2 separate regions of the Homo sapiens genome follow, and region 2 is linked to region 1. The links are chromatin loops, found by intact Hi-C in ENCODE. Cell type or tissue: GM12878. All regions are shown on one strand. Links, peaks and the distances in the headings refer to the core of each region. The heading gives the core; the rest is flanking DNA. Region 1 overlaps ARHGAP26 (Rho GTPase activating protein 26). Region 2 overlaps ARHGAP26 (Rho GTPase activating protein 26).

What was found. A loop is a pair of places that touch in the nucleus more often than their neighbours do. Peaks named below come from ENCODE experiments on the same cell type or tissue, not always from the same donor. Only the 100,000 strongest peaks of a DNase experiment are listed, where the experiment ranks them.
Region 2: it touches region 1 in a loop (4-fold over the local background); 8 of 110 quality-filtered maps call a loop at or near these places.

Annotation. Positions count from the first base shown.
Region 1 is chr5:143,200,400-143,212,372 of GRCh38, forward strand. ARHGAP26 (Rho GTPase activating protein 26) reads left to right here. Exons shown (of 23, transcript NM_001135608.3): 21 at 6,799-6,909. Among named protein-coding and RNA genes, the nearest start is that of ARHGAP26-IT1, 14 kb to the left of the region's middle. RefSeq lists enhancers at 443-602, 6,088-6,197, 6,618-6,727, 6,837-7,336. In GM12878, for the core only: a CTCF peak has its summit at 9,033; DNase peaks (open chromatin) are centred at 5,341, 6,142 and 7,402; H3K4me3 peaks cover 1,893 bases; H3K27ac peaks cover 5,748 bases.
Region 2 is chr5:143,014,931-143,026,903 of GRCh38, forward strand. All of the region lies in intron 12 of ARHGAP26 (Rho GTPase activating protein 26), which reads left to right. Among named protein-coding and RNA genes, the nearest start is that of ARHGAP26-AS1, 150 kb to the left of the region's middle. RefSeq lists enhancers at 4,616-4,665, 5,086-5,295, 6,976-7,065. In GM12878, for the core only: no CTCF peak of the experiment used is centred there; DNase peaks (open chromatin) are centred at 4,447, 5,441 and 9,041; H3K4me3 peaks cover 2,026 bases; H3K27ac peaks cover 6,170 bases.

The DNA.
Region 1 (11,973 bases), core at 2,496-10,495:
TTTATAATAGCTAAAGGGGGATAGGAGTCTGAATATACACAATAAGAAAATGGTTACAGAAATCAGAGTATACCATACAATAGAACAGCCTGTAGCCATTTTAAAAATATGTTATCAAAGGCTATATAATTGCATTGGAAAATGCCTTATTAAGGGAAAAAAAGGAGGGTATTAACTACATGTGTAGTATAATTCTCCAAAAAAAAGCGAGGAGAAATATGCCAAAGTGTTAACAGTGATTATCAGTGGCATAAATTATGTATGGTTGTATTTCTTTTCTTCTTGGTTTTTGGTATTTTCCAATTTTCTACAAGGCCGTCAGTAATTTTCATTATTAGAATTTTGAAAGATTAACTTTCTTCTTCGTGGTCAGCTTACTCCTCCAGTTACAGAACCTCTCATCTTATAGCAGCTCTACTACTGTGGTGTGGAGATCAGAGAGGGTCTGCCACATCCCTTGTCAGACTGGGAGCCTGCCTGGGCAGCCCTGCCACAGTATGGCAGGCATGCCCTGGCTGGTCCAGCAGATGTTCCATCATTCAAGTGAGTCACCACAGAAGGGTGTCAAGCTGATGATATTGCTACACACTGTACTTGAACTATCAGCCACAACCCATTATGCTGCCAAGCCTTTTAGCCTTATCTTCCTAAACCGTTATTCTTTCACTGTCCAGTGAATTTCAGAGACTGACTGGGACTGTCTGACTCCTTTTGAGGACACTGTGGGCCAGCAAACTAAAGTGGATGTAAGCCTACCAGTTGAATCCAAACCAGACCAGCAAATGTTCCTTGCATGCTACAGTGTATGCTGTGTTGTTGCTGTCATTGGGCCTAGATGTGGGGGCCTGGCAGGACCCCAGGAATATTTAGGGGCACTGGGCATTCAGCTTAATACACCCATCTGGACTCTGAGGGTTGTAGGAATGCCTTTAGCAGTCATCTGCTAAAATTGTAGTTATAAAATCATTTTCTCCTCTTTTAATTGTTTGTTATCCTTGGCTTCATTAGTGGGAAAGGGGTTGCAAATTTGATATTGGAGGTTTCAGAGCCAGGAGTGAAATTGACCATTTTGAAATTTGTCTGTTTTGTTTTGGGTTTGGTGAGGGGCAGGAGGGAGCAAGATTTTTATTTTGTTTATTTATGTATTTATTTTTGTCTGCCGTTGTCATTTTTAAGTAACCTACAGCCAGACACTTCTGTAGTGAAAGGAGAATTTAAGATTCTACAAAGAGTCTTGGGCCATAATAACCATCCCTGTGCGTCTTATATCTCACATATGTGTTCTATGAGTATGAGAACACATAGTCATACACCCTTAGTTTTGCATCAGAACTAAAATACAATGTACTCTCTATTTCTTGTCTGTTTACAGTCCTTCTGTTGCGACATGCATCTTTGCAGTACATAAAATGTGCAGTAGTATTGTTGATAGGATTATTGCCATGACTCTAAAGTACAAATAAACAAAAGGCATAATTCCTTTAGTCATTTAAAAAATCACAGAAGTGAAGAGTGCTGTAGATGTCTGTTAGGTCCGCTTGGTCCAGTGCTGAGTTCAAGTCCTGAATATCCTTGTTAATTTTCTATCTTGATCTGTCTAATATCTCAGTGGGGTGGTAAAGTCTCCCACTATTATTGTGTGGTAGTATAAGTCTCTTTGTAAGTCTCTAAGAACTTGCTTTATGAATCTGGGTGCTCCTGTATTAGGTACATATATATTTAGGATAGTTAGCTCTTCCTGTTGCATTAAGTTAGCTCTTCTTTTTGCATTGATCCCTTTACCATTATTTAATGCACTTCTTTGTCTTTTTTCATCTTTGTTGGTTTTAAGTGTTTTATCAGAGACTAGGATTGCAACCCCTGCTTTTTTTTTTTTCCATTTGCTTGGTAAATTGAAGTGAACTGCCATTCACAATTGCTACAAAGAGAATAAAATACCTAGGAATACAACTTACAAGGGATATGAAGGACCTCTTCAAGGAAAACTACAGACCACTGCTCGAGGAAATAAGACAAGGACACAAACAAATGGAAAAACATTCCATGTTCATGGATAGGAAGAATCAGTATCATGAAAATAGCCATAAAATAGCCATACTGCCCAAAGTAATTGATAGATTCAATGCTATCCCCATCAAGCTACCACTGACTTCCTTCACAGAATTAGAAAAAACTACTTTAAATTTCATATGGAACCAAAAAAGAGCCCGTATAGCCAAGACAATCCTAAGCAAAAAAACAAAGCTGGAGGGAACATGCTACCTGGATTCAAACTATATTACAAGGCTCCAGAAACCAAAACAGCATGGTACTGGTACCAAAACAGATATATAGATCAATGGAACAGAACAGAGGCCTCAGAAATGACGCCACACATCTACAACCATCTGATCTCTGACAAACCTGATAAAAACAAGCAATGGGGAAAGGATTTCCTATTTAATAAATGCTGTTGGGAAAATTGGCTAGCCATATGCAGAAAACTGAAACTGGACCCCTTCCTTACATTTTATACAAAAATTAGCTCAAGATGGATTAAAGACTTAAATGTAAGACCTAAAGCCGTAAAAACTCTAGAAGAAAACCTAGGCAATACCATTCAGGACATTGGCATGGTCAAAGACTTCATGACTAAAACACCAAAAGCAATGGCAACAAAAGCCAAGATTGACAAATGTGATCTAATTAAACTAAAAAGCTTCTGCACAGCAGAAGAAACTATCATCAGAGTGAACAGGCAACCTACAGAATGGGAGAAAATTTTTGCAATCTATCTGACAAAGGGCTAATATCCAGAATCTACAAGGAACTTAAACAAATTTACAAGAAAAAAAAACAACCCCATCAAAAAGTGGGTGAAGGATATGAACAGATACTTCTCAAAAGAAGACATTTATGTGGCAAACAAACATATAAAAAAAACACTCATCATCACTGGTCATTAGAGAAATGCAAATCAAAACCACAGTGAGATACCATCTCATGCCAGTTAGAATGGCAATCATTAAAAAGTCAGGAAACAACACATGCTGGAGAGGATGTGGAGAAACAGGAATGCTTTTACACTGTTGCTGGGGTTGTAAATTGGTTCAACCATTGTGGAAGACAGTGTGGCGATTTTTCAAGGATCTAGAGCCAGACATACCATTTGACCCAGCAATCCCACTACTGTGTATACACCCAAAGGATTATAAATCATTCTACTATAAAGACACATGCACACGTATGTTTATTGCAGCACTGTTCACAATAGCAAAGACTTGGAACCAACCCAAATGCCCATCAGTGATAGACTGGATAAAGAAAATGTGGCACATATACACCATGGAATACTATGCAGCCATAAAAAAGGATGACTTCATGTCCTTTGCAGGGACATGGATGAAGCTGGAAACCATCATTCTCAGCAAACTAACACAGGAACAGAAAACCAAACACCGCATGTTCTCACTCATAAGTGGGAGTTAGTGAGAACACATGGACACAGGGAGGGGAACATCACACACCGGGGCCTGTCAGGGGGTAGGGGGCTAGGGGAGGGATAGCATTAGGAGAAATACCTAATGTAGATGATGGGTTGATGGGTGCAGCAAACCATCATGGCACGTGTATATCTATGTAACAAACCTGCACATTCTGCACATGTATCCCAGAACTTAAAGTATAATTAAAAAAAAAAAAATCACAGAAGTACTATGGAGTATGCATTTTATTATTATACCAATTCAAACATAGTGGTAATAAATGTTAAAATGCAGTCACTTTATACCAAATGTTACTGCTATGGCTAAAACATAAACAAATGAAATTCTGAAATTCTGTTGTTAAAAATTGCATTTGAGGCCAGGCATGGTGGCTCATGCCTGTAATTCCAGCACTTTGGGAGGCCAAGGTGGGTGGAACACCTGAGGTCAGGAGTTCAAGACCAGCCTGACCAACATGGTGAAACCCTGTCTCTACTAAAAATACAAAAAATTAGCCAGGCATGGTGGGGGGGATCTATAATCCCAGCTACTTGGGAGGCTGAGGTAGGAGAATCGCTTGAACCCAAGAGGCAGAGGTTGCAGTGAGCCAAGATTGTGCCATTGCACTCCAGCCTGGGCGACAAGAGCAAAACTCCGTCTCCAGAAGAAAAAATTGCAGTTGATACTACGGTAATTGACATGGGGATTGAGGAGTAAGTTATTATAATAGTTACGAATATCCTGCATTCCAGCCGCACCCCCAGATAATTTCAGCCGTGTAGTTCTGGCCAAAAACCACTTAGATATCTGAGGATGTGAAAAACATTTAGAACCCACATTGTGTTCACAGAATATGTTCCAAACTATGCCATTAGCCAAAGGCATAATTCTTGGTACAGATGGAATAGGAAGCTGGAGGTGTTTCCTACTTATTAAAGTCATTTAAAAAAAAAAAAGTTGGAAGGACTTTTTAATTGTCCTGTGGTAACCACTGACCAAAAGAACAGATTGGTACAAGCCCCTGGGTCTGGGCTGTTCTCTTGAACCTCCAAATTGTCCCTGGTTCTGCTTGGGTTCCTGGGCTGGGCTGTGGTTTGAAAGTTGTTGCCAGGCCTTGCCTACTAGGTCATTGTCTGGTGGGGCAGGGTTGTGTTGAGAGGACTGAGAAAGTGAGGCCTCTCTGACTAGCAGCAACTGTGGAAGAAAATGGAGACTGCACAGTAGAGAGGAGTTGACACTTTTCCTAGGACTCAAGACAGAGTCAAGGGGGAGCCAGGTATTAAGCTAGTACTAGCTTAGCCCTCAACTGATGGATCTTACTGTCTTACATTACTGTTGTTTTTAAATCTGTCGCTTCTTGTCAAATATATTTTAAGCTCTTGAAGTCAAGGGACCTTGGCAAATATCATTTATTGTATTGAACATACTGAGTGCTCAATGACTAGTTTTTGCTGGATTAAGAAAAAAAAGCTTTAAAGAGTCATACTCTTTACATTTTATTTCTTCTCTTATATGAATGCCATCTGCTATATGAATCCGCCAGACCGAACACTGGAGGCAGGATTGGGGATTTTGTTGGAATTTAGAATATGTTGAGTCTTATTGTGATTCTCTATCACTGTATTGTCATTTTCCCTTGCAAATAGGGTAGGTATCTAAAGGAAACACATGAATCAGTGGTTAAGAAGAATTCTAATGCTATGACTGAGTCTGTAAAGAAGCTTGGCACAGGCTAGAGGAACAGGGCAAGTCCTGCTATGTCAGAGGGAGTACGCTGGCTGCAGGAGCCCTGGGCTTAGAATCAGCAGATGAGGTTTGAACCTCAGCCCTGTTACTTATAGGCTGGGTATCCTTAGAGAAGCCTCAGCTTAGCCCAGGTTTCCACATCTGTGAAATGGGAATTATAGCAGTACTTGTTTGTGGGCTTGTTGCGTGGGTAAATGAGACTCATTAATTTACTCAGTAATGATTTGTTAAATATAGTACCTACAGACACTGGATATTTTAGACACTGGATATACAGCAGTAAGCAAAACAAAAGCCTCTGCCTCATGGAATTTATGTTCTAAAAATATACGTAATGGAATTTAATAAAGTGTTTATCAGTCACATTAGTTTGAGCCTCTCTGATGAACTCACACTGTGGTTTTTGCTGTTATTTGTCTATAGGTGTTACAACAGTAAGTAATTAGGGCTATTATTGGGTCTCATGTTTGAATTGGTATAACCCTAGGGAAGTCCCAGTAAGTAGGACATTTGTGTGTGCCTGCTAAATTGCAGTACGCTTAGAAAGTCTGTTCCCCTTGAACCGGATTTCTGTCATTTTTGCCCCCATGAAGGGCTTGTTTCAAATAGTTCAGCAGTCCGCTGAGATTCAGGAGTGGCAAGTGGTGGTGTGGCTGAACTGGTTTCTCTCTGTCATTGGTGTTTGCACTATTTGTGATGTATGATTTCACAGAGTTGTGAAGGTGCTTGTGTCATTTGTGGAAATAAGTCAAAGGGCTAACACAACCAATTAAAATCCACAAGCCACGTTTCAGTGAGTAATTTCAACCTTTCCTCTCCAAACTTTTGATTAGCTACCCGTCAAGGAACAAAATGAACAAATTGAAGGTTTCAGTTCGTTTTTTTCATTGCCTTCCCTCTGGGGCTTTTTCTTTGAGTATCGTAATGCCCAAATTCCACGAAAGGAGAAAGGGCAAGCCCAGGCAGCAAACCTCAGAGGAACCGCATTCTGCTGGTAATTGCATGCCGTCTCCCAAGAGGTGTATCTGTATTCACCTCCATCGGCTATCACCTTCTTCATGCAGTACTTCAGATCTCCAGTGGCACACAGCCCATCTAGTTAAAAATGCAAACAGGAGATTATTTTCTCACCGAATGGCCTTTGTGGCCCAGAAGAAAAAAAACATGGTCATTTCTGCTGAGACGTAACCTGAAAAACACTCCCACAAGAGTGGAAGCTGAAGGCTCGCTATAAGCTAGCCCTGCCTCAGAACAAGGCTGGTGATAGCACGTGGGTGTGGGAACTCATGTGCGTGGGCTCAGGGCATTTGTCGCCAATGTACATGATCGAAGAAGCTTCTATCACCTGAAAAGCAGTTGTTCTGCAGGGCAAAGCCTGTTTATACTCCGAGGAATTACAGAACAGACGTTTACTTGGACGTGGAGATTTGGTCTGGAGGAATGTGACATGGCCCTGACAGCACATCCCTGGGTTTCGGTGCTCCTCTGCTCTGCCCAGCTTTCCGTCATCTGGCCTCCCATGACCTCCTGTGCTCCCATTGTGGTTTCCCTGTGTGCTGACAAGTTTTCTGGTTGTTATGTCTTGCAGCCCCCCGAATCCAAGCCCAACTTCACCCCTCTCGCCATCTTGGCCCATGTTCTCGGCGCCATCCAGCCCTATGCCCACCTCATCCACGTCCAGCGACTCATCCCCCGTCAGGTCTGTTGCAGGGTTTGTTTGGTTTTCTGTTGCTGCCGTTGTTCTCTCATTGGCTCGGTCCTCTCTTCATGCAGTGTTCAGCCTCCTCGTCAACTTTGTTCCCTGCCATCCAAACCTGCACTTGCTTTTTGACAGGCCAGAAGAAGCGGTACATGAAGACTCCAGGTAAAATCTCGGATGATGACCAATCTGTTCCCGTTTATCCAAAGCTGGCCAGGGACAACAGGGGGCTGCCCCTGCTCTCCTGTGGTTCCATCCTAAGAGACCAGAGCTAAAAGGGACCATTTGCATGAATCAGCATGGCATTTTTCACACCCTTTTCAACCCTGACTCAAGTTTCTGAATTAACCTCTCTGGTGCCTAGAGTTAGGGGAAGGAGCACCTCCTGAACCAGACTCTGGTTTTGATGGCTCTCTCAATTTCATGTGCTCTCTGCACTTTGGTGTAAGATAACATAAGAGGAAACAGTGTTGGGACATGTGCCAACCTTTTCTTTTCTCATGTTTATCAGGCAGCGTCAGGCAATATTTATTTGTGGGGTTGGGCCCCTGGCCCTAAGCACTGACACCCAGTCACTTAGACCAGATCCACTGGGGGAGAGACGTCGAACATAGAATAAAAGCTTGAGAGACGAAGCGATTTCTCTTAAATTGCTCACGGCTTATGCCTCGTTGTCCCCCATATACTCCCGAAACCATCCATGCTCCCAGCCTGCTTCTGTCTCTGTGTGTCATGAAGCCTGAGCTGTCCTGGGAACAGGCACTACCTCTCTCTGAGGGAGAGCAGCTTGACCTAGTTCCTCTTCTCAGGGCCATGCTGTAGTTTTCCCTGCTTTTGTGACTTCCGCACTTAAGTTTTTTGCTCTTGTGCTCTTTGGGAAAAAAAAAGAGCTCTTTACAACCGGGAAAAGAACGAATAGGGATCCTGCAGAATTCCTATGCTGTGGAGCTCCTAAACGTGCTTCTCTCTCAAGCTTAGTCTCAGCTTTCAGACAACCAAATTGTAGAGCCCAGTTATAAGCATCAGAAGCGTTTTGGGCTTTGGGAGTATTTTCCCTTCTGTCTTTTTCTCCAAAGGGTGGATCCAGCAGAGAGGCTTAAATAATTTATGAAGCCGAGTTTCACTTTTAGAAGAAAAGAAAACCCCATGCTATTTATATATATACAGATACATATATTACTTTATTCCCCACTAGGCACTTACACATCTATCATTTCATTCTATCCTCGTGTGAGAATGAGAAGAGAAATGGCCTGAACCCTACTGTGGAAAAAGAAAACTAAAACACAGGGAGGTGACTTGGACACAATGCTATGACTAAATGAGAGCCAATCCAGAATTCAGGACTTCTCCCCCTCAGCTCAGCACTCTTTCCTCCAAACACGTGGGTAACCCCAACTTTGAGTTTCCGTGCAGCTCCCAGCCCAGAGCCTGACTTGCTCTTTTAGGTTTTATACAGCTTTCTACCTGGCTTTGTCCTGGATGATGGGAAGGAGATTTTCAGTAATTCTTTTTTTTCTCACTCTATAAATAAGGGAAATTTTCAGATCATGTCTTCCTGACATTCTAGTGATTTCCTAATCATTTCTTGGACATCTTCTGGGCACTTTGGGAGACATCAACTTTCTAAGATACCAGAAATAGCATAGATTATTCTCATTAGATCATGAGGACCTGAACCAGAGGAAACTAAGTGACCACAGACAAGTCAGCTTCCAAAATGCCTCACTTACTCATTAGAGAAACTTGGGCTTTAGGAAAATGTAATTCCTTCATTTTTATCAAAATGGAGTAAAAATCTTCAAAATATTGGCCCTTTGGACAAAATGGGTTAAGAGACTCAAGAGAGTGAAATCACTCAGCTAAAATCCTAAAATGTCCTCTCTGCCTTGATGGTACTCACTTTTTTGTGACTCTGAGATTTGGGGCCCTGTTTCTTGTCAAGTATCTCTACCTCTTCACTCGTTTTCATCTCCCCAAATATTTCCAGACTGTTTTTCCTTCCTACTTCTTCCTACCTCCCAAAGTATTTCCAGATTGACAGAGGGCAATGGCAATAGAATCTGCCATTCTGTTGCCATCTTGTGTGTCTGGGGTCACAGTTACTCAGTACCTCCTCCCCTGGCCATTGTTAGAATAGCACTATTTGGACACCCTTTAGGAAGCTGCCCTCTTGAAATAGTCAAGGCAGGCCGGGCACAGTGGTTCACAGCTGTAATCCCAGCACTTTGGGAGGCCAAGGTGGGGAGATCACCCGAGGTGAGGAGTTCAAGACCAGCCTGGACAACGTGACAAAACCCCATCTCTACTAAAAATACAAAAATTAGCCAGGCATGGTGGTGGGCGCCTGTAATCCCAGCTACTCAGGAGGCTAAGGCAGGAGGATTGCTTGAACCTGGGAGGCAAAGTTTGCAGTGAGCCAAGATCGTGCCATTGCATTCCAGTCTGGGTGACAGAGCTAGACTCCATCTCAAAAAAAAAAAAAATAGTCAAGGCAGAGTTGGACTAAATGTGTGTGCCCAGATGAGCACAGACAGCAACACTGCTGAGGAGCTAGCCCATCAGAGGAACAGAGAGGGCCGAAACCTGTACACTGTAGTGTATAGCAAAGAGGTGGTGGTATACACCCATTATTCAGGTCCACTGGGGCCTCCCTCAAATCCACTTCCAGAGCATGAAGCTTCAGATTTCCTTCCCTGAGCAAAGCCTTTATAAGTAAATATTGAATTAGATCTAATCAGTGGTCCCATGAACTTCTGAATGATGTCTCCTCTGGAAATTGCTTACTGTCTGAATTAGTCTGTTTTCATGCTGCTGATAAAAACATACCCGAGACTGGGAAGAAAAAGACGTTTAACGGACTTGCAGTTCCACGTGGCTGGGGAGGCCTCACAATCCTGGCAGAAGGCAAGGAGGAGGAAGTCACGTCTTTCATGGATGGCGGCAGGCAAAAAGAGAGTTTGTGCAGGGAAACTCCCGTTTTTTAAAATCATCAGATCTCGTGAGACCCATTCAGTATTATGAGAACAGTACAGGAAAGACCGTCCCCAGTGATTCAATCATCTCCCACCGAGTCTCTCCCACAACACGGGAATGATGGGAGCTACAAGATGAGATTCAGGTGGGGACACAGAGCCAAACCATATCACTGTCCCCTCTTCAAACCATTTATAGACCTTGTTTGTTCAAAGTCAGGAATGAAGATGCCTTTTGCAGCACAGTAGAGAAAGGGTGCTGGAGACACATTCCCTCCGTATTTCCCTTTTCTTTCACTTGCTCACCCCTCCCCCAAAAAAGCCGATAGCCCCAAACCCGTAACTTGCATTTGCCCAGGGGTCCCTGGAAATTATGCCTAAATGATCAACCCCTTTCCACCTGCCAGTCTAGCTGGTCCCACCTCCCTGTAGTGCCATATGATGGCGAATGGGTCATCATTTTGCAAGGTTTGCAAGGGCATTTGAGGGAAACTCCTGTGAGTGCTTTCCAGGCCTTGTGCCATGCTCAGAGGTGAAAATTAAAAGGGAACTAGCAGGAGGATCCCAACTTGTTCATGCCCTTAAAGGCCCAGCTGAGGTCTGAAGGGCACTGTTGACAGGAGCAGCCGAAAACTACCCCAGGCCCTCTGTATCCAGTTTTGAGATATACTGTGGAGAATAGGAAGCCAAAGAACCAATGATGCCTGGTGGAGATTTTTTATTTTATTTTTTTATCAGAGCCAAAGCCTACAAATACAATCTCTCTGCCAACAGGATTTGTCTGTTTTGGTAGGAACCCTACCTAAAGCAAACTGCTTAAGACCTTTCAGAAGGAGTTATGGGACACTTGACTTGTTGGGCTGACAAGCTTTTAAGAAGATAAGACTTTTTGGGTAGGGTTGCCAGATTTAGCAAATAAAATAAAAATACAGCAGACCCAGTTAAATTTGGATGGTAGATAAACAACAAAAATTTTTTCATATATGTATGTCCCATGCAATATTTGGGACATAACGTATACTAAAGAAATATTTATTGTTTATTCTGCCATCCAAATCTAACTAGGTGTCCTGTATTTTATCTGGCAACCCTACCCATTCCTATTCCTTGGGCAACAGGAATGGCCCCCTTTAAAAGCACCTCTTCTGTCATTTCTCCCATTTTTGTGCCTATCCTAAAGCAGTAGAGGGAGATCTCAAGGGAAAAGCCCTCCCATAGACTGTCAGTTGCCTATCAACTTGAGAAAAAAACAAGGCCCTTTCTTGGCTTGCTTATTTATTTATTTACCTACTTACTTTTTTTTTTTTTTTGAGCCAGGGTCTCACTTGACTAGAGTGCAGTGGTGCAATCTCAGCTCACTGCGGCTCCCACCTCCTGGGCTCAAGCAATCCTCCTGCCTCAGCCTCCCAAGTAACCTGGACTCCACACGTGTCCCATCATGCCTGGCTAATTTTTTTTATTTTTTTGTAGAGATGGAGGTCTCTACAGTCTGGTCTTAAATTCCTGGGCTCAAGCAATCCTCCCACCTCCCAAAGTGCTAGGATTACAGGCATGTGCCACAGTGCCTAGTTTGTTATTTTTTAACGTACTATGTTATTGCCACTTCATTATTCAATTTCACAAACCTAATATCAATGGAATGTTACTCCTTTTGAATGATAATCTTGGGCACCTGGACCACTCCCTTTTATTTCTGGCTGCCAAATACCCCTGCTGGTTTTCCAGCTTGCCCCTGTTTTGTCCCATTATCCTTGTTTAGTGAGGTTAATAAATAATGTTTGTGAAAATCCAGTCAGAGGAGCCTTTCCTCAGATGCTGTTTCCCTTACTTTTAGTCCCCCTTCCCTGGTCTCTTTGCTTTTTACCCACCTGCTCTGCCCTGTCCTCAAGAGGCAGAAATACTGCCTCAAAACCTGGTCTCTGAGACCCTGGCTAATGTGAACTGGATTCTCCTTTCACCTTCAATGTCAGTGTCATAACAGGCTCCATTTGCCTGTCAGTATAGTCTTTTATCTGTTTTAGCACTTTTCACAGCCAAGTCACTCCTCCTGTCTGCTTCCCAGCCTCTCAAGAAAAAAAAAAAAAAAAAA
Region 2 (11,973 bases), core at 2,126-10,125, 190 kb before region 1:
TAGGAAAATCAGTAGAACAGTGCCTCTCCATGTGGACCAAAGGATGAAGTTGTTTTTTTGTGAAAGCCATTACAGGACAGAGATTTTTCCCCCCCTTTCTTTCTCTTCAAAATATAATTTTTTACCCAGGAGTTTTGTATGAAATATTAAATAATTTGGAATGCCTGCTGTGGGTAGGTTGAGAGGCCTTTATGAGATGAAAAAAAAATGTTCCCCTCCACCTCCAAAAAAAATAAAATGAGCAAGGGAAAAATTTCAAGTAAATATGCAAGGAAACAAAGAAGTAATTCCACCCTACCCCACCCTTAATTAGGTAAGATTGTTTTAGAACACTTGAAGTCAACTCTGACTAACTGAGGCAAAAACAACAGTAACAATAATGAAGGAATATGTAAGGCTGTATGGTAGCTCATAGTAAGGTCAGAGGAGCTGAAAAGCTAGGCTTGAGAATAGATGAGTTCTGGAGACCTAGGAACCCGGTGAGAAAGGGTCTTCTGGATAATACGACAAAGCTCTAAACTGTTTGTAGTCCTTGCCTCACCTTTCTGAACATTGAGATTTCCAGGCAACAAGTTGGTCTAATTTGGGTCCACCCAGGGAAAAACTGTACATTTTGATTGAGAGTTTCAAGACTGCTGCAAAAAATGGGAACAGAGTAGTTTCCCAGAGGGAAATCAGGGAAGCCATCAGGACCAGAGGGGATGGATGCCAAGCAGGCTACACTAACAGATACTCACACCTGGCCCTGCCTGGGACACATTGCCTCCATAATAAAGGACCCAAGAGTGGTGGGGTGGGGGAGGAGAGGCACGTGAATGGAGACCTCCCCCTACACCAGCCAGAAGTTTACTTTTAACTTGTGACCTTATGAACCTACATCTCTCTACTTGGGATAAATCCCAATAGATTTGAAGGACAACCATGGTTCTAGTGGTGGGCATCCCAACTGGTTCTGACATTTCTTAAGGCATTTCGAGGATATGCTTTGGAATCCTTAAAAAAGTGACCACCCTCTAACTCCCCAATGGCTTATCCTAAAGAAATCATTAGAGTGCAAAGATAGTTTGTACAACAAATAAATTTGTTGGGGCGTTGGTGATAATAGCAAAGAATGAGAGACAATCTAAATACCAAATAGGGAGTTGGCTAAATAAATTAAGGAGTAATACACAGCCTTTAGAAAGAACCAGAGAGGGCTGGATCTATTTGCAGAAATTGTGCTGATAGTTTGTTAATGATTGAAATTTTAAAAAAATTAGGCTATAGAACAACATACATAATAACATGCATTACTTGACCTCCCTCAAGAAAAGAATAAGACAAACAGTTTTATTTTGGAAAATATAAGCAGTTGTGACATTTTGCTTTTTGCACCTCATTATTCACAGAGCAAAGAGAGTTGCTTGCCTTGGGTGTCTAATGATTCTTCAGTCATTACCCTTTCATCTAGCACACAGGAGGTAAAAAGATGGGTTAAAAAAATTGGTCACTTTTGCCAGCACGGTGGCTCACGCCTGTAATCCCAGCACTTTGGGAGGCCGAGGCGGGCGGATCACAAGGTCAGGAGTTAGAGACCAGCCTGGCCAACATGGTGAAACCCTGTCTCTGCTAAAAATACAAAAATTAGCCAGGCATGGTGGCACACGCCTGTAATGCCAGCTACTCAGGAAGCTGAGGCAGGAGAATCGCTTGAACCTGAGAGGCAGAGGTTGCAGTGAGCCAAGATCGTGCTATTGCACTCCATCCTGGGCAATAGACTGAGACTCTGTCTCAAAAAAAAAAAAAAAAAAATTGGCCACTTTTTCAGGAGTCATTTAAATAGGAATTGTTTTTTTAGGGTATTGATTGATTTCTAAGCTGGCAAACCAGTGTGATGGTCTGGTTTAGTGCTTCCTCACCCTTTTTTGAGTTTGGACCCTTTCCCACATGGTACAGGTTCTTAGCTTCCCCTCCTTGGTGGGGTTGTTTTACTGTATCTCTTGATTGCAGTAATTTACAATTTAATGCAAACCCCCCATAAGGCTCATCTACCACAGGTGGCGCTAATGCTCTGGGTCTTGATTGTTCTGCAACACTCCTTCTGTTTATGACACAATCTAAACTCTTTTAAAGATATGAAGCCAATCTGATATGAATTTAAGAGTGAGACACTGCTCTTCTTAACCAGATTCCAAATGTCTAGAGTCCAAATTCCAAATGTCCGGCATTTTCTTTTCTAGGAAATGTTTTGGTGGGAATTTCAATGCAAACATTTTATCAGAGAGCCAGAATGTTCTGAAGGAGCAGTTAACAAAAGGGAATTTCTGAATTCGTTTGCTTTCATCTCGAAGTTTCTCTCAGGGCATACGGTGCCTGTGGAGTATAAGACAGGGCCATAAGTAATGTCTGTCAGCTGCTGGTATTTTCCAAATGACCCAGTTGCCAGGGAGAGGATGGCAGCTGATAAATATATGTACATTTCTTTGCAGAGCCTTTTCTTCTCCTCTTCTCTATGCTCTGTTTGGATCTCAGGTTTAGAGAGATGAATTCATCACACTCCCCTGTTCATGGCACATTATCAGCACAGGTTTCTTGATTCATTCATTCTTTCGTTTCATTTTATTTATTCATCCATTCCCTTTTAGTTCTTTTTTCTAAAATGTGTGTCTTTTATCTTCCTGTGTTCTTGATAAATGGTGTGTGTTAATAAATGGTTCTGGGTCTTGTTTTATTTCTTACTTTGTGCCCTCATCATTGTGTCAGGAGCCATTCGTATTCCTCTGTGTCCTTTTATGCTGTGGCTTCTGATTACTGCATAATTTGTGGTACACAGCACTTTGTATCTGTTTTTGTAGAGATGTACTCCATCTTCTCATGCCTCCAACTCCTCATCAGTACTCACACCACCACAATGGACATCTTTGTACATATCTTCCTGTGTGAGAATTCCTCTGGGATACACCCACCCAAAGCATTGCTGGACAAAGGCTATGCATATACTTAGTTTAAGCACTCTCTTGTATTGTTCTCCAGAGTGGTCGATCCGCAGTCCCACCAACCCTACATGCAAATTTCTCCATTCCTGCCAACTCTCACCAGTATTCAGCTCTCTAATTTTTTGCCAGTCTGATAGGTGTAAAATGATAGTTCATTGTTGTTTTAATTTGCATTTCTCTGGTAATTAATGAATTTGAGCATCTATTCATAGGCCTGTTAGTTTACTGGGTTTCCTCTTCTGTTAATTGCCTATTCATGTCCTTTGCCCATTTTTCTATTTCAGTTACCATCTTTTCTTTTTGATATGTAAAAAGTTCCTACTGATTCTAGATACTAATCCCTTGTTAGATTTAGCCAGTTTAAATATGTTCTCATCTTGTCATCTGTCTGTTAATACGTGGTATCCTTCTTTGACTATAAATCCTTCAAAGCCCTTTTATATATTCAAATCATCTCTTTTTTGCTTTCTTGTTTATGATTTTCAAGTTGTGTTTTGGAGAAGGCCTTTATGACCCATGTCACAAAGATGTGTACCTATGTTTTCTTTTATTGGCTTTATGAGTGTGTCTTGCACATTTAAGTTTCTAATCTAGCTGATTTCCACCACTGTATGAGATGTTCCATGAAGATCCATTCTTATTTTTATCCTTGGGAAGAGTTAGTTTTCCTATCAACATCTACTAAGCTATCCATTCTTCCCTCGATTGATTTGTAGTGCCAGTGTTCTTGCATTTTAGGTTTGCATATTTTAGTTCTGTCTCTGAGCCCTTTATTCAGGTTTTTTGTGTAGCTGTTTTTGTCCCAATACCTCTCTGTTTTTAATAATAACTTTGAGGCAACTCTTAATATCTAGTTATATAAGTCTCCTCTATTTATTCTCCCTTTTGAGGTTTGACTTGGGTATTTATGAGTCTTTATCCTTCTGTATAAATTCTATAATAAGTTTAAGAAGTTTCCCCTAAAATAAAATTTTTCTTTGCGAGTGCATTGAATCATACAGGTTATTTGGAGAAAGTTGACACCTTTGTAATATTAAGTCATGTCTTCCAAGGGTTTTGAATGTCTTTCCATTTATTCAGACCACCAGTGTTTTTTATTAGGATTTTATTTTTCTGCCTAGAGATCGTGTGTGCTCCTGGTCAAGTTAATCCCTAAATACTAAATTTAAAAACCAATATTTTATTTTGCCAGCCCTGCTACCCATGGGGACCCTTCCTGGATTTGCTTCTAGAATGTCAGGAATCTATATCAGTGACACCAGATTCTCTAATTTGTCAAACTCTTACCTAGTAGAGAAGGGAAGGGGAAAAAGGGAGTATTGGTAATAAAGAAGAAGAAAGTATGATATTGTTTCTTCTTAAGCTTTTTTTTTTGAGGAAGTGGTCACTGCCAGTGTCAGTCACCTAGTTATCTGATACTTGTCATTGATTCGTCCCTTTCATTATTACAAAGAACAAGACTTCCCTGGGCAAGAACCATTTCTCCCATCTCACCCGCTGCAGCCCCGTTTGCTGTATCTCTCGATGTCTTTTTGTCTTTTTGCTGTTCCCTACCTTTGGGTACAAGGTAGGGAATATCTTTAGGGAGTTATAAAATTTACTCCCCAAAGACTATGAGAATTGGTTCATTTTTCTTTGTAATGAGTCCAGGTTGGAAGCAGGATGAGAGGCCTGTTCTCAGCTCAGGCTGCTATTGTCCTGCCGTCCCACCTGAGGGAAGGTTAGAAAGCCGAGAACTTGTCAGAGAGAACACACCAGTCCAGTGCAAGGGAGTAAGAGAAGGGCAGGCTCTTACAGTGTGAGTTGGTCTTTTCCAAGTTTGATGTTTTAAATAACAAATGTCACTGCCTACTTAACTCTAAAAAGATTAGCTTGTTTACAAGAATGCTGCCCTCCCACTGTTTCTCCAGCTGCTTGAAGGCTGAAGTCTGACAGATTGAGGCAGAGAGGGCTCAGTCTCCTAATCTTGACTTTATAGTGCCACTTTCCTCAATGTGGGTATTAACTCAGATTCCATAGGTTAATCGGGTTATGTTGAAAGGAATATGCTGAAGTTGCTGCAGGCATGCCTTCTCATGCATGTCAGGACCTGGCTTAACACTGGCCATCTGGCTTTTCAGAATGCCATTTTGTAGTTCACTCCACTTCTCACTCTTGTTCAACATTTTCCTGTTACTCCCACCTGGATCTTGTGCCGGATGAAACTGCAGGAGTCCAGGCTTCCTGTAGCTCTTCCTTCAGTGAATGCCTCTAGAAGTTCTTGGACTCCTGGCCTCACGTGATCCTTCCATCTTGGCCTCCCAAAGTGCTGGGATTATAGGCATGAGCCACCACGCCCAGCCTTCTGGGAGTTCTTAAGGGCAGGTGGCACTGAGATATATGAGTACCGAGAGGTAAGGACACTCATAACTAGAACACACATCTGTCTCTACCTTTAAAGCTCATGTGATCTGCTGTGGAGGTTCAGACCACAGGGGAACAATAGACAGATGGCCCAATTACATCGTGTGGGTGTATGTCATATTCAAACCATCTACAGAAGTACCCAGGGTGCAGACTACATGCCCAGAGCTCATGGATTTGAGAGTGAGCTACACTTGAAAAATGGAAATTTCCTCCCTTCTCTCCTCCCCAGAAGAAGAAAAAATATAACACTTCCTCCTCTTTGCATCCAAGTCCTAGTCCTTTCTTTCCTTGTGGTTTGTTTTTAATCTAGTGCTCTAGTGCTTTTTTTTTTTTTTTTTTTTTTTTGAGATGGAGTCTTGCTCTGTTGCCCAGGCTGGAGTGCAGTGGCATGATCTCCGCTCACTGCAAGCTCCCCCTCCCGGGTTCACGCCATTCTCCTGCCTCAGCCTCCCAAGTAGCTGGGACTACAGGCACCCGCCCTCACGCCCGGCTAATTTTTTTGTAGTTTTTAGTAGAGACAGGGTTTCACCGTGTTAGCCAGGATGGTCTCGATCTGCTGACCTCATGATCCGCCCATCTCGGCCTCCCAAAGTGCTGGGATTACAGGCGTGAGCCACTGCACCTGGCCTAATCTAGTGCTTTTATAAGAATCCTTTATATTTGAATAAAAATGCTGAAGAACCCACTGCAGTTTGCCAATTTGTCATTCACACTGGGAGGTGGGGAGAAGAGCAGTGATTGAAGAAGGAAATATGAACTCATTGTAGAATATTACAGAAATACAGCAAAATGATTTTGAAACATTCAGTCAAAAATCATTGGTAATATTATTCCCAGAGATACTTCCTTCTTGCCTTTTTTAAATGATGTCTTGTATGTATTTTGTCAATGTCAGTATGAATTTTAATTTAACTGGCATTATGTTGAATATGCTTGTTGTATTCTGCTTTAAAAATTACAGACATTTTCTGATGTCATGAAATGTTTAGAAGTATCACCTGTCATGGTTGTTTAATATTCTGTCATTGGACTATATCTTAATTTGTTGAATCATTTATCATTGTTAGACTAATGCTCTTTCCAGGTTTTTGGTATTACAAATAACATTGGCCTATGTTATTCATAATAGCTTCAAAAGTTATTAATTTCATCAGTTATTGGCCTTGTACATCAGCCTTTGTACGTATCTCAGATCATTCTCTTTGGGTAGATTCCGCCACGTGGATTAGAGAGAGGGTTTGCATGGAGGAGTAATGTGTGGCTGGTGTAGAATAGCATCCTGGGTGTAGAACTTTGGACAGGTGGTGCGCCTCTCTAAGCTTCCATTTCCTCTTCTGTAAAATGGGGATAATAATACCCCTGCTTCATAAACTCATTGTAAGAATGAAAGTTCAGCACATTAGTATCTGCACATTAGTTGGTAAGTGCCTAATTACTCTTGGTTATTACTCTTATCATCTGGCCAGGCCAGTTACTCCCACAACAAAAGGAAAAACCCACTGGAAAGGAAAAGCCAGCTGGATTGGTAACACTGCTCTTGAAGGGAGGAAGACAACCTGCTACTGTTTCTCAGTCTTGGTGCTTTATGAGTGTTCATTCATTTAATCCTCGTTACTGTATTTCTCAAAGTGGGGTGTGCACACCACTGGTGGTACACTAGGTCATTTGAGAGAGTATATTTTAAATTACCATCTAGACTTCTGTATTTATTTTGATGTGTATTGTGGGGGAACATAAGTTCTCTGAAATCCCCTGATTTTATTTTGTTTTATTTCATTTATTTTTTTGAGACCCCTGTCACCCAGGCTGGAGTGCAGTGGTGTGATCACGGCTCACTGCAACCTCCGCCTCCTGGGCTCAGGTGATTCTCCTGCCTCAACCTCCCTAGTAGCTGGGATTACAGGTGCCTGCTACCACACCTGGCTAATTTTTTTTATTTTTAGTAGAGATGGGGTTTCACCATGTTGGCCAGGCTGGTCTCGGACTCCTGACCTCAGGTGATCCGCCTGCCTCGGCCTCCCAAAGTGTTGGGATTACAGGCATGAGCCACTGCGCCTGGCCAATCCCCTGATTTTACAAATGTTATTGCTTAGCACAGGGGTCCACTTTTTTTAGTAAAGGGCCAGATAGTAAATATTTTTATTTTTATAGGAGTATTCAACTCCGCTATGGTAGTGTGAAAGCAGTCACAGACAATATGGAAATGAGCAGGTGTGGGTGTTTTCCAGTAAAACTTTGTTTTACAAAACAGGCAATGGTGAATTTGGCCCAGGGACTGTAGTTTATTAACCCTTGGCTTAACACAAGGCTAAGTTTTTAAAATTAGTCTAAATGGGATGGCATGAGGTTTTGAGAGGGAGCATGAAAGTGTCACACGATGGGCTGCCATTTGTACAAATGCTGTTCACAGCAACTGAGTTTCCAAAGGAGCTCACAGGCTTAAAGAGGTCAAGGGAGCACAGTTGAGAAGTAGTGAAGCTCATACTCAAACCCTAGCCTGCCTCATTGCCAGGGTCATTTTTTTCCTGCAACACTTCATATGCTTGAAATCTTTGATCCATTCTGCCATCCTGTTCATATGTGGTCCACCCATGGGGGCTGGAAGGAATTTCATCATCAGACTCCAACATCTAACCCCTCTAGTTCTTTGTGGCTGAGGGGCCATCCCATATTCCTTCTTAGTGCACCACCTCATTAGAGCCCTCAGTGGTTCCTCAAACACCTGTGCACAGTGCTGGGTGCACAAGGGTCACGCATTTCACTGACTGGCTTCCCCAGGGTCAGACCCTTAGTGTGGCCCACCACTCTCCCACAGGGATTTGGCAACACAACATAATGCTTTATATGTTGTTTCTGTACATCCACTCATCCTTCTTTAGGCCGTCATTCAGAGCAAACTCCCTGATGGCGTTTTATTCAGGTTTGCCTTGTTTTATGAGGACAAGATTGAGGACCAGGAGAGGAGATGGGGAGGGACATCATTACCATTGCTCTGTTTCCTATTGTTGTGCCTCTGACTGTACATTTCCTTCATCTCTGTTCCTCAGCCTCCCTTGATCTGTAAAACAGAAAAGGAGATTTAGGCTTGAAAACTGTAGGGAAAGCCTTGATGGGATCGCCTGGGCCACTATTTTTAAAAGACATCTAAAGCCTTCAGCCATTACCAAAAATCCACCGTCTCATGAAAGCAGCAGAGGGCAGAAAAGAGGATTTGTTTTTCTTTTGCTTCTAGTCACCTTTGGCCTTTTGCTGTTAGAACACCCACAGTTGAGAGGCAGGAGGAGGCAGCCACCGGTAACCAGGATCCTTTTGGGATCAGAACCATCCAGAGGCTGCCAGGCCTCTGCTGGTCGGTGGCTTATAAATAGAACATTTCCCCTTTTAAACCTGAGAAGGGTGGAAGGCATTAATGGGCACAGTGGCCTGGCCGCCTATGCACTGGCCCACGAGGCAGTCAGCTGAGTGCAGCATCCCCTCCAGCTTTCTCTCCAGGCCTGCCAGGTCTGAGCTGATAGAGGACAGACACTCTGCCTCCCTCCCTTGCCTGCGTTCCTTCCTGCCCTCCTCCCCACACCCTTTTTCTTTCCCCTTTCTCCTCTCTCCTGTGCATGCAGTTTCCGTGGCCACCACTTTCATCTTCTGAGCCGCAGTCAGGCGAGGTGGTATAATTCTAGCTCTCCCTAGGTGCTGACTTTCTACACCTCACTTTTCATTATGAGTTGCCTGTGCAACACAGTTGCTGTGGTGCATTGAGCTTGAATTACATTTAGTTGAGCTGTAATACCCCAGCTCTAGAATAGCCCTGGCTCGGAGGGCAGGGGGCTGGAGAGAGAAGAAGGGGCAGGAACAGCTTGTTTTTGCAGATATTTTATTATTTGAGTTCCCAGCTATTTTGTTTGATGAGACCCTGGCCCCCAAAGCTATGACTGGTGGTGGTACTCCTTGGACTTGCATGGATAATCAGAAGCCTTTCTGCTTGTCCTAAAAGACACTTGACAAATCTACCCTCTCTCTCAGCTAGCTTTAGACTGGCAGATGCAGCCAGTGTATGCCTCTGCCATGGCCTAATATTCCCCTTTCCCTCAGTGATGTGGGCTCTGTACTGACAGCAGGCTGCAGCCTGAGCAGGTGTGAGCCACCCGTTGCCATCCCAGTTTGGGCTTCAGCCAAGAGACAGTGAGCAGGTCCCTGGCTACATCTTTAACCCCTAAAGCCCAGTGCAAGGGGTTATTGAGACAGAGACTAAAATATTTCCCCCACTGCCACCGAGTACAGGCTTCCAGTTATTGTGGTTAATGTTTATTGAGTACATACTGGGGAGTGGGCAACATGTTCACTGCTTGATATACGTTATGTCATTTGATCCTCCTAAGAACCCTATGAGCTAGATACTATTATTGACCCCATTTACAGATGTGAAAACTGAGACTTCATTCTGAGGGCAAACTTGGTCACTCCCTGCACTGATCAGAGTTGTCAGAGCCTGCAGCTCACAATCGGCATGTAAGATTGAGCAGAGGGTAGAGTAGTGCTTAGAAGTGTTAGCTCTGGAGTATTCCACACGTGGTTTGAAATCCCAGCCTCAAGAATTACTGAGTGTGTGATTTTGAGAAATTAATTTCTCCAAGCCTCAGTTTCTTTGTCTGAAGGTGGGAATAGTTTTAATAATTAAATCTTTGGTTTTTTTGGAAGAATAAATGAGATTAGGATGGACATCCTTTGCTCAATGGTGCCTGGTATTATCGGCAATGATTAAATGTTGCGCTTTATTCTTATTACCAATAATGTCATCATTATCCAAAGCCAGAGCCCGTTTATATAAAAACGTGGCACTGTACAGTCTCTTTAAAGTTCCTCCGGGCATTGCCTTATTTGATTTTCACAACACCTGCATCTTATATGTGAGGGGAATGGGTCAGAGAGGTGAAGTATGCCCAGCTTACACAAGCAGTTTGTGGAGACACCAGGGCTCAAATCTTAGGCCTTTGATTCTGAATGCCCTCTCTTTCCCTGCCCTTCGCTGCCTCAGAGTTTGTTGTGACCAACAAATTGTTCTTAAAGCATTTCGAGGTAAGAAGACAGATAGGTAAAGGCAGGAAAGTGACCTTGATGGGCAGAGGCAGTTGGTTCTCTGTTTGAAACACTTCCACCCTCAGAAAGCTGATGATGATCTCTTTCGGTTGAGAAATCAGTGCAAAACCACCGGGCCTTAAGGCAGAAGGGAATTGAGGCCACTGTGTAATTCATTCTCAGAATGTCCAGATCCCCATGTAGGAGACAAATGGTCCTGATTAAGCTGGTCAGTGTTACTGCAGTGTGCATTAAGCCTTGCTCTTTTGCTGCTATTCTGATTTGGAATTTTAAGGTGGACTAGGAGATTGCAGAAGTAGAAACCCACAAAGAAACACTCCTTCCATCCCAGGCAGATGTATAGTCCTCAGCCTGTGCTGTGCAAGAACCTACGTGCTGTCACCCTGGATGCCTGTCTTTTGCCAAGAATTGGAACACTCTTTAGAACCTCCCCTGACTGTGGCTGAGAGCTGGTAGGTTTATTCCCATCCAGGCAGATTTTTGTTTCTGTTCCTGCTACCTATTTTACTTTACTCTATGTCTCTTTCAGCTTATTTTTCTGTGTGTTTGTTTTCAAGAAACAATGAAAAAAAAATAGATGCCTTTGTATCTGGTAGGCTAGGGAAGAAAAGTCTGACTAGCAGTATTCTTGCTTTGAGGTCAGGGTATGAATGAGATCTCTGTCAAACCTGTTTGTCTCATGCTTCCCACTGCAGGGGCCTGAACTCTAGAAGGTACCAATATATGCAGCCACCTGTCACTATTCAAGGCTCCTGGAATGTGGAGACTTTTGGCCTGTCGGCTCCTTGTGTTTTCAGCTGGTGAAAACATGGATTGTATTTATTCTTTCAGGACATATTTATTGAGATTAGTCATGAACAGGGCAGATTGTCTCTGCTCTCATGGAGCATATACAATGAAAAGAAATTGACAACAAAGAGTAAGCAAGTAGATAAAGGTATAATTTCTGGTAGAGATGAGTATTCTGCAAAAATAAGGGCTGGTGGATAGAGGATAAGGGAGAAGGGAGTGATTTTAGATACCTGGAGCAGGAAAGGTCTCTCTAAAGAGGTGACATTTGAGAAGAAATCTGAACAAAGGGAGGGAGGGAAGCGTGTCAGGAGTGGGTAGATGAGTGTTATTGATGGAGTGACCAACATGTGCAGAGGCCCTGAGGTGACGTGAGCTACTTGTGTTCTAGGAATATCAGGAAGAACAGTGGTGCCCGGATGGGAGGAGGCCCTGGGGGTGAGTGGTCAGGTAGGCTGGGGCTAGACCATGTGGGGCCAGGAGATAAGACTGCATTCTTAGTGTGAAGAGAAGTCACTGGAGAGTTGTGATCAGGTGCATGACATGAGCTGATGTATGTTTTTAAAAGATGACTCTGGCTGCTGGTGGGGAATAAACCGTAGTGGGGTGGGTGGGGGTGGGGGGTGGGGGCAAAATTGAAGCAGCTGGGAGACTGCTGCAGGCAGTCCAGGCAAAGGATGATGGCAGCTTGGATCAAGGTATTAGCAATGGA